2 separate regions of the Homo sapiens genome follow, and region 1 is linked to region 2. Evidence: chromatin contacts called from ENCODE Hi-C data. All regions are on one chromosome and are shown on one strand. Each heading gives the region's core, a stretch centred on a gene start or an enhancer-like site at or near the end of the contact. The rest is flanking DNA. Distances are from core to core; before and after follow the strand shown.

Region 1 (4,385 bases), core at 755-3,254, 5.0 Mb before region 2:
CTTTAAGTTCTAGGGTACATGTGCACAACGTGCAGGTTTGTTACATATGTATACATGTGCCATGTTGGTGTGCTGCACCCATTAACTCTAGAAATGTGTGTTTTTTAAAAAAAAAATCTGGATGCTGGTTGCATGGGAGGTATTCATTTTGGGAAAAATTCATTGAGTTACATTCTTAAGGCTGGCATAATTTTCTCTATATAATATGCTTCAATAAAACAGTTTTTTTTTTAAGAAACAGCTTCACAGAACATAAAGATTTACATTTATGGTTCAGCAAAATTACAAATATTTACTTGTATTATGCTTGAAATTCAGGTCCCTCATGAGTTCAAATCATGCGTAATGAATTGAAAATACTTAATATACATAATGTTTAACATAAAACGGTTCTTAAGATTGAAGGCTTCAATGATAGAATGGCTGGAATTGAAACCTACCTCTGCCACTTACTGTGTGACATTGGGCAAATTATTTAATCTATGCTTCTGTTTCCTCATCTGTAAATGGAAATATTAATGGCATCTACCTTAGAGGGCTGCTGTCAGCATTCAATAAGTTAACATATGTTGAAGGCTTAGTGCAGTTACACACAGAAAGCACTCAGTAAGTGTTTGCCATTTTTATAACATTAATGTTTGTTTAACAAATATTTATGGAATCTTCACTCTGTGCAAGGCATAGAGCTGGTTGCCAGAGCAATGAGAGAACCAAAGAAAATAAAATGATTAAATCCTATGGGTTGAAAACCATGGAGAGTCCAGGGCAATGACGCACATACACCATACAGTGGATAAATGTTTGTTACTGCTGCTGCTGAGATAGCAGTAAGTATGGTACTTTCATTTAAATTACATCTCGAGACTAGCAGGCGGAAAGCCTTAAATCCATATTCAACTTGAAGGTTTTATTTGAGCACTAGAAAGAGATTTAACAGTAATGGCCCATGAATCCGAAGATGGGATTCAACTTCCAAAACTGGGAAGTTAATGAAAAATAAGTTTAAGTAATGCGGGTATTGAGTCCCTAGGGCTAGTGTGGCGTTCATGTAGCCCACACGAACAGAGCTAATAAAAAGCCATGTGTAAAAACAATATAAATCATACTGCTGTTTCTTGGACTTGAAAAACTCATCATGACACATTTTTGAAAAAACAAAACTTTGGATTACCATGAATATTTTGACGATATTTTTTCCTAAGCAAGGGAAAGAGGAGTCCCCTTTAAAATATAGAACGTATTCATTGAGTGGAAGACCGATCCTATATCAAATGTCCAGGTTCTACAGACGCCTGGGTCCATAGCACATTATCCCTCTCACCAAAACCAAACCAAACCAAAGTCAGTTTCATTTGAATGCACTCTTGCCATGGTTTCAAAATTTGGAAAGCTCTTGGAATTAAATTTTGAGATGTAAAGGCTGGCTGACAAATTCACAGAAACCCTCTTTCCGACACCAACTTATAAATCCTAAGGCATCCTACAACCCCGTGGGTGCTGGTTTCTAGTTTGCAACGCTCTAACATAGCTTGGTAGAGCTCAGTGGGCTGGGACCATAAGCATTCGGGATTGTGCCACTGAAAAACTGATGTCACATCAAAAGGAACACCTTTCTTCTAATATACTAAAAAGGTTTTGTACAGGCTGGGTCCAGAGGTCTTAGGGCTAGCCAATTCCTGCTCCCAGGTATTCTAAGAAGCCGGAGAAAGCTCCCTGCAGGTAAGGACCCATCGGCGCTTCCCGCACTCTGCCGCGCGGGAAGCGAAGGTTGGAGTCCTTTCCCCACCCCCGGAGGGTGGGCGGGGCCGAAGGACCGCACCGCCCCAGACCCGCCCCCTGCGCGTGGCCCCGCCCACAGCTGCTCCTGGCCGTGCGGCCGCGCGGAAAGCGGAGGCCGGGGGCGGGGCTCACCCCTTGCCCTTGGGGGTCCCCCGGGCTCTGCCAATCAGCGAGCGCCCTGTTGGCCATCCGCAGCCATCCGCGCCCCTCCCTCTCCCGCCCTCCTCCGCGTTCCAGAATCCAAGATGGCGGGATCCAGGCAAAGGGGTCTCCGGGCCAGAGTTCGGCCGCTGTTCTGCGCCTTGCTGCTGTCACTCGGTCGCTTCGTCCGGGGCGACGGCGTGGGAGGAGACCCCGCGGTCGCGTTGCCACATCGCCGTTTCGAGTACAAATACAGCTTCAAGGGGCCGCACCTGGTGCAGAGCGACGGGACCGTGCCCTTCTGGGCCCACGCGGGGAGTAAGCCGGAGCAGAGGGCTGGGGGCCGGGTTCCTCTCCCCCTTCTGCTGCCTCTTCGCCTTTCATCCGCGGCTACCCTGGTGTGCTGAGGTTCCCGTTCCAGCAGCTGCACACCATATGCGCTGTGGAGGGGACCCTCCTGGCAGCCCCTCCGCCGGGTCCCTCCTGGTTCGCACGGTTCCCTCCGCTTGTCCCCGAGTCTTTCCCTCACCCATTCTGTTCTCTCTCACCCGCCTGCTGTCTTCCCTTCTTTGATCTCGTCGGTACTTTCCGTTGGATCTAGAGGTGTTTGGTTACCTCCTACACTTCCTAGCACTCAAACTTGCTTCTAGGTATCATGTTTCACAACGCCACGTCTCTAGGAGAAATGTGCCCTACCCCCAGCCATCCCAACCTGAGACATGTTCTAGAAGCCCCCTTACTTCCTTTCCCGCTTCCACCCCCCACCCCCGATCCCCGATTTCTTTGCTCCGGTGTTAGCAATGGTTAATGCTTCGCTTGAACCCCATGCCCACTGACGGCTCCTGAGATGGCATATAGTAGTATTAGAGTAATTTTTTAAGTCTTTGTATGTCAGAAGACATTCTTATACTGTTGGAACTACACATTTTCCTCTCAGTGACTTGGTGTGGTCTTTGATCTTTTCTCTCGTAGTAACACATTATGTAACTTTTTAGGAGAAGGGATATATTTTTAGGGATTGATTGTTTCTGAACCTGAGACTAAGAATAGCATTACATTTTTAGCCCTTTAAAAAAATTGGAAGCATTGAAATAATCTTGGGTTCATATTTTATTCACTCTCTGTGTTTGGCACTTTTGTAGATAAGAGAGCCTTGCTAGAGCATTTACTTACGTGAAAGAAAACATATCTGCACTTTTTAGTGCTGATGTGTCACTGCTGACTAAGGAGTCAATCGTAGCACTTGGCATGACATAAGCTCTGTTCAGTGACCATCAGATATACCCGTTGAACAAGTGGCAAATGCCTTTATATGAGATGAGGAGCTCTGGCAGTTTGAATTCTATCTTTGTGTGTGATTAATCTTTTTTTTTTTTTTTTTTTTTACTATAAGGTTTAGGGTACATGTGCACAACGTGCAGGTTGGTTAGTATGTATACATTTGCCATGTTGGTGTGCTGCACCCATTAACTAGTCATTTAACATTAGGTATATCTCCTAATGCTATCCCTCCCACCTCCCCCATAAGTAATCTTTTATATAAGGTTTTTATACATCACTTTAGATTATCCAGTTCTTGAAACAAAATGTTTCATTTCTAGAAAGTAATTACTGAATAGGAAGCACCCTTTTAGGAAGCGCTATTTCTCTCAAATTAATGTGTAATTGAAAGGTATAGATTTTAATTTGACTTAATGACCAAGTCATTAAGTAGTTGAAGTAGAGTGCAGTTATTTCGTTACTCAGCAGTCATTTATTATGTGCCCATGCAGCAAGGGTATATTACTGGGCATTTGTTATCAAGGTATCTCTATTCTTGATACACAAAGGTGATGCAAATGATATCAAACACAAGTTTTTGGAGTTTTTGTTTCTATTTGTGGGATGATGAATTATTCAGTAGTGATGGATTTGTTCACACATTTTCACTTCTACACCTCTCCACTGCCTGCCTGTTCTTCTATCCCTTTTCTCTTTTTCTCACACTCACATACACTACATTAGCCAATTAGGAATGTTAATCAACTAGTCAAATCAGCTACCTTGACTTCCTTTACAGAGCCGGAACCAACTAATCTATTCTGCTGCAGAAATGTCAAGATAATGTACCAGTAAATTAAAGCCGTGTGGCTAGAATGAATTTGAAACAAAGTATTAGTATTTTAGCCATGATTTATCTGGCTACTGGCTCTGGGAATCTCTGCTATAGACATCCCTTGCTTTCATTGTCACTGTAGTTTTTGCATAAGCCTCACTGTAACTACATTGATCATTTTTTTCTTTTCGTTTTGCTCTGCAATTCATTACTTTAAAAAAAAAGTAGAGAAATTTAAGATCTAGTTTAAACACAGCCCTTTACCTTCAACCCCAAATTAAGACCAAATCTATGGTGTTTCTCTTTCTTAACTCTAATGTTCCTTTAGTACACTTAAGGCCATAAGGGCAAAAAATGATAATTTGTAACC
Region 2 (4,693 bases), core at 1,073-3,572:
ACATCACAATACCTAATATTCCCCTATACATCATATTTTTCAAATCATAAGCCTACTACCATGTGCTGCAGATAATAGCGCTCAATAAATTTTTTAAAGCCATCAAATGAAGTATTCAAAACAAGAACAATGGAGAATATTCACTTTCAATGTTATAAATGCTAGTACATTTACAACATTTAACTGTAAATAAACTGCAGGTCTTATTCTGGAATGAGTTAGCAATATACACTTTTCCTAAAATAGTTAATCATTTCCTGACCTTCGTTTTTGGTACCACCCTCCCTATTTTCAATTCTTATGTTAAATGGATTCAGCTCACCTCTTTCAAAGGAAGCTTAAATAATGTGAAAATCAACTCAATGTGTTCTTCTGTTTTTCCATTATTAAAATTGAGAGAATCCCTGTCTACCTCAGTACAGTAACAGGATGTATATTTGAAAACCTAAGAAATCACAGAACGAACCGGCACTAATTCAGTCCATGATGACATTCTTTTTAAAATTAAATGAATGGATTTCCTATACTAAAAAAGTATTAATGTTGAGGACTTAACATATGCTATGATGTTATAATGTTTAATTTTTGGCTATAATTTTAGAAATATTTGTTATAACAACTTTTAATGTAATCTTAGTAACTATTAAATTTGGCTTTAAAACATCGAAAGTTTTCTAATTAAATAAGAGACAAAGTAAAACATCATCCTACCACAGCGTTAGAGCATGCAATGGCCATTACAAGAGATCTGACCGTGGTCAGTGCAAATGGCAGAACATAAGGTAACAGTTGTTTCGTCTCATTGATTTATCTGAATTCTGTAATACTGGTATATCTCTGACGAATGGCTAAACTAAGCCAGCTTTACCTTTTTCGTATCCCTTTTATTTAAAGAAGTTTAAACTCACTCAAGTAAATTTGTTTGGATAAGCCTGACCAAATGTTTTCTGTCTTTGAATGCCGAACAGGCTACTGATTTTATTTTACAAAACCTTGAAAGAGAAAGCTGTTGTATTGGTCTCCGTAAGTGGGTGATAACATTTACTAGTTATTTCAACTCACAGGACAGACAAAAAGAAAATGCACAATTTAAGTTTCATTATGAAAAGTTTTCCAACTTTTCCCCAAAAGAGTATACAAAAGTAGAATCGTTCAATAAACCCCTATGTACTCATCATCCTGCTTCCAACAATCGCTGAACAGACCCCAATTGTAGCTAAAGTGGGTAGGGACCCACCCACTTCTCCCCACTTCAGCCACAGGATTATTTTGAACCCCACATATCTCATGCAAATCCCATATATCTTACCATTTCCTCCGTACAGGCTTCAGTTCGAATCTCCAAAAGAAAATCCATCACGCGGAAGAACAGAATGTTAAACTTATTGACAACAAATTTTAACTAACTTTGATTCAAAAACAGAATGTTCAGTGTTAAATAGCCAATGGGAATATCGCACAGGAAATTAAGAACAACTCTTGGAAATAGCTCTGTGACTGCTAAGTTAGGAAAGGGAACGTTTGTTTACTCGGCAGCAGAAAACCAGGAACCCACCGACCGGCCAGCGAAGGTCGCCCGTCTCCAGCAGTGCGCATCGTTCCCCTACCCCGGGCGCCCTGAATTCCAATTTTTCCAGTCCCAATCAGGCGACACCCTCCCTTTGGTGTTCCACCGCCCGTCAGTCACAGACACAGACAAGTTCTTCAGTGAGATGCTTTTCACTCCGAAACCATTTATTCAGCAGCCAGGGCGAGCGCAGCAATGGACTGAAGGAGAAGTGTTCCGAAGCGACAGCCCCAGAGCGCAAGCCCCTTCCTGTCGCCGCCTCAGGTCCGCAGACGCCCGTGTGAGCCCCCTCCGCCGCGTCCCGCGACCCTCCCTCGCCCAGGGGGCACTCCCCCTACAGTGTTCTTCCTTCCACAGAGACTCCACAAGCGCCCTCCCTCAGGAGACGTCTCCTCCTCTTTCCTCGCCACTCTCCTTTCGCCTTTTCTCGGCTGTCACAGGATGGGACAACCCTCGAAAAGACACCCTCCTTTCCGTCCTAACTCACCCCTAAGGCCCCAAAATAAAAATAAAGGAAAACAAAAACAAAAACCGCACACTTCCACAGCTCTCCGCCGAAAGCTCAGGCCTGTTACCCAACGCGAGACACCACAAAGCATCCCCAACCCGGACACCGCCCCGCCTCAGGCTCGGCTCACTCGCAGCTTCCTCCGCAGTCACAGCAGAGCTCGACACCCGCGCTCGCTTTCAAACCGCCCCAACATGGCGCCGGCCTGCGGTGCGCATGCGCGGCAGTGGGGCGCCGGGCGCGAGCGGAGATGAGGGAGCGGCCGGAGAAGAGAGGATGCTGTTGAGCGTTAGGTCGCGACCCCTGCTGGAAGGTGCTGTTTCTCCCTCCTTTCTGGGGCTGGGAATGGGGGGATGTGGGCTGCATCCAAGTCGCTGCCCCCCACGCCCTTCCAACCTCCGTCACAGCTATTCTCGGCCAGTTTGCGCGGGGACTTGCTGATCTCCCTTCAGCCGGCCCCGGGGTCTGCGGGAGGGGACTGGGTGGGGAGGGAGACTTAAGGGCGCTGGCGGCTGTCGTTCCGGTCGCTGAGAGTCTGCCCCACAGCTCCAGTTTTTCCAAGTGAGTTCAGCCTCCCCGCTTCCAGAGCATCCCCCGCCAAAAATAAGATATCGTCTCAGCTAGTAGGCAGTCCCCCCTCACCACTTCTTTCACTCCCTCTTCAGTGCCTTTCCTCTCACACCCCGGAGCCTCTCACACACAAAGCAGATGGGAGATTGGAGACCCGAGTTTAGCCAGGGATGGGATTTAACAAACTCCTAGGAAGCCTTGATTCCCAGGGAAGAATGGCAGTGACCCCGCACGGATTGGGGACCCAGTCAGGCAGCTCAGAAAGAGGGTCATTGTACAAACAGATGTAAAGACTCACTAACATGTGTGAACCTGTCTGTAAGTCTGGAAGGAATCCAGTTTCAACCAATTGGTGTATCAAAAAAAGAGGCCATCCCAATGTTGGTTTATGTTTATTTTCCACTGACCCTATGAGTGAAGATATCCTTGACCATGAGTCCATCTGAATATGTTCCAGCTCATCCGACGTTCCACCACCATGTAATACAATTGTAGTCTTACTGTTTGCACTTTCTTCTTTTTACCCTTTGTAGCCTACTAAATTTTACCTTCCCTTTTCTCTTAGCAAATGAAAAAGTCCGGAAGCTATAACGTTCAGTTTAGTGGTTAAACACAGGTCTATTGTGGCAGTAATAGTTGGTGATTTGAAAATAAGACATACCCTGCTAGTGGTATGTCCCAATAATCTTCAAAGTCTCTAGATCAATTAATATCAAGTAGGTTTCCAATAGGAAATCAAGAACGGTGTTTTATATGCTAAGACGAGCCCTGGTCGGGGATTAACAATCCTTGTTAATTGTTAGTGACGTAAGCTTAAAAACTTAAATTTTTGTATCCACGTTCCACCTAAGTGTCTTTTTAAACTGAGTTCCTTTAAAATAGTTTCTTAAAGATTCTTTTTATAAACAGTATCTTTTAAAGTTTTTTGTACTATATTTTTCTTTCATCTTGGGGCATATATGTAGCAAATGTTTCCTAATGAAGACAAAGTATAGATAAAGGACACTGAGAAGATATAAAGAAAATTATCAAATATATTGACCTAATTCATGGATCAAAATAATTCTACTTCTGCCTTGTTTCCTCACAGGTTAAGAGATATGGAGATTTCCACAAGGATTTGGAGAGGAGCCCCAGTAGTTACTAAAATTCTGCATTAGATCTGTCAGGAAAGGTAAAGAAACCAGGACTCTGCTAGGAAAGAGGAGGTTATAATAATGGTTTACTAAAACTTTTCAAATATAGAGACTATCAACTACCTGTTGTGCCTTGCTGGAGAATTAAATAAGAGAAAATAGATTTATGATCCAACCTGAAGAGTTTTAAGTGAGAGCTAAGGAAGAAATGTTCCAATAATTAAACTTTAAGAAGGTTTATTTAAGTGCTTAAGGAAGCAGATCTTTGGAGAGTTTTTTAAATGATGGATTTATATGTGTCCATTTTTTTAAAGAGAAACTAACTATTTTGATAACCTAGTATAGGGCTCCACACTGTTTAAAGCATTTTTACATATATTAACTCAACTAATCCTTATAATGATTCGGTGAGATAGATATTATTATCCCCATTCTATAGATATGGAAGTTGAAGTTCAAAGGTTAAGCAATTTATCCAAAATAATATAGCTGTACTAAGTGACAAAGTCAGGATTTGAATCCAGTTCTGTTTTCACCTTACCTGCCAGCTTCCCCTAACTGAAAGCTGGATGATGACCCGAAGGACCAGTGAGACTGCAGCTTCCGGAACTCATTCACAGCAGTAATAGTTATGTCTAGTATCTTACTCAACTGTTGTTGCTACATCTACCACAGTGCCTGTCTCAGTCCTTTTGGGCTGCCATAAGAAATTACCAAAGACTGAATGACTTGTAAACAATAAATTTATTTCTCAGAGTTCTGGATCCTGGAAGTCTGAGATCTGGGTGCCAGCATGGTTAGGTTCTGGTGAGGGCCCTCTTCTGGTTGCAGACTGCTAACTTCTGGCAGTGTCCTCACATGGAAGAAGGGGCCATTGAGCTCCCTGGGGTCTCTTTTGTGAGGGCACTAATC

What was found. A loop is a pair of places that touch in the nucleus more often than their neighbours do. Pooled maps may share reads with other maps.
Region 1: a map of CD4-positive, alpha-beta T cell shows a loop between it and region 2 (10-fold over the local background). The contact joins the promoter of LMAN1 here to the promoter of STARD6 in region 2. A Hi-C loop is called at or near these places in 2 of 168 maps with a recorded cell type or tissue (CD4-positive, alpha-beta T cell and CD4-positive, alpha-beta memory T cell) and 9 of 50 pooled maps.

Annotation. Positions count from the first base shown.
Region 1 is chr18:59,356,884-59,361,268 of GRCh38, reverse strand. It overlaps LMAN1 (lectin, mannose binding 1), which reads left to right and starts at 2,004. Exons shown (of 13, transcript NM_005570.4): 1 at 2,004-2,238. The coding sequence starts at 2,025. RefSeq lists a silencer at 1,720-2,019 and enhancers at 2,050-2,239, 2,430-2,479, 2,490-2,589.
Region 2 is chr18:54,355,487-54,360,179 of GRCh38, reverse strand. It overlaps STARD6 (StAR related lipid transfer domain containing 6), which reads left to right and starts at 2,322. Exons shown (of 8, transcript NM_139171.2): 1 at 2,322-2,388; 2 at 3,736-3,819. It overlaps C18orf54 (chromosome 18 open reading frame 54), which reads right to left and starts at 2,274. Exons shown (of 9, transcript NM_001288980.2): 1 at 2,105-2,274; 2 at 1,310-1,406. RefSeq lists enhancers at 1,688-1,757, 1,259-1,770.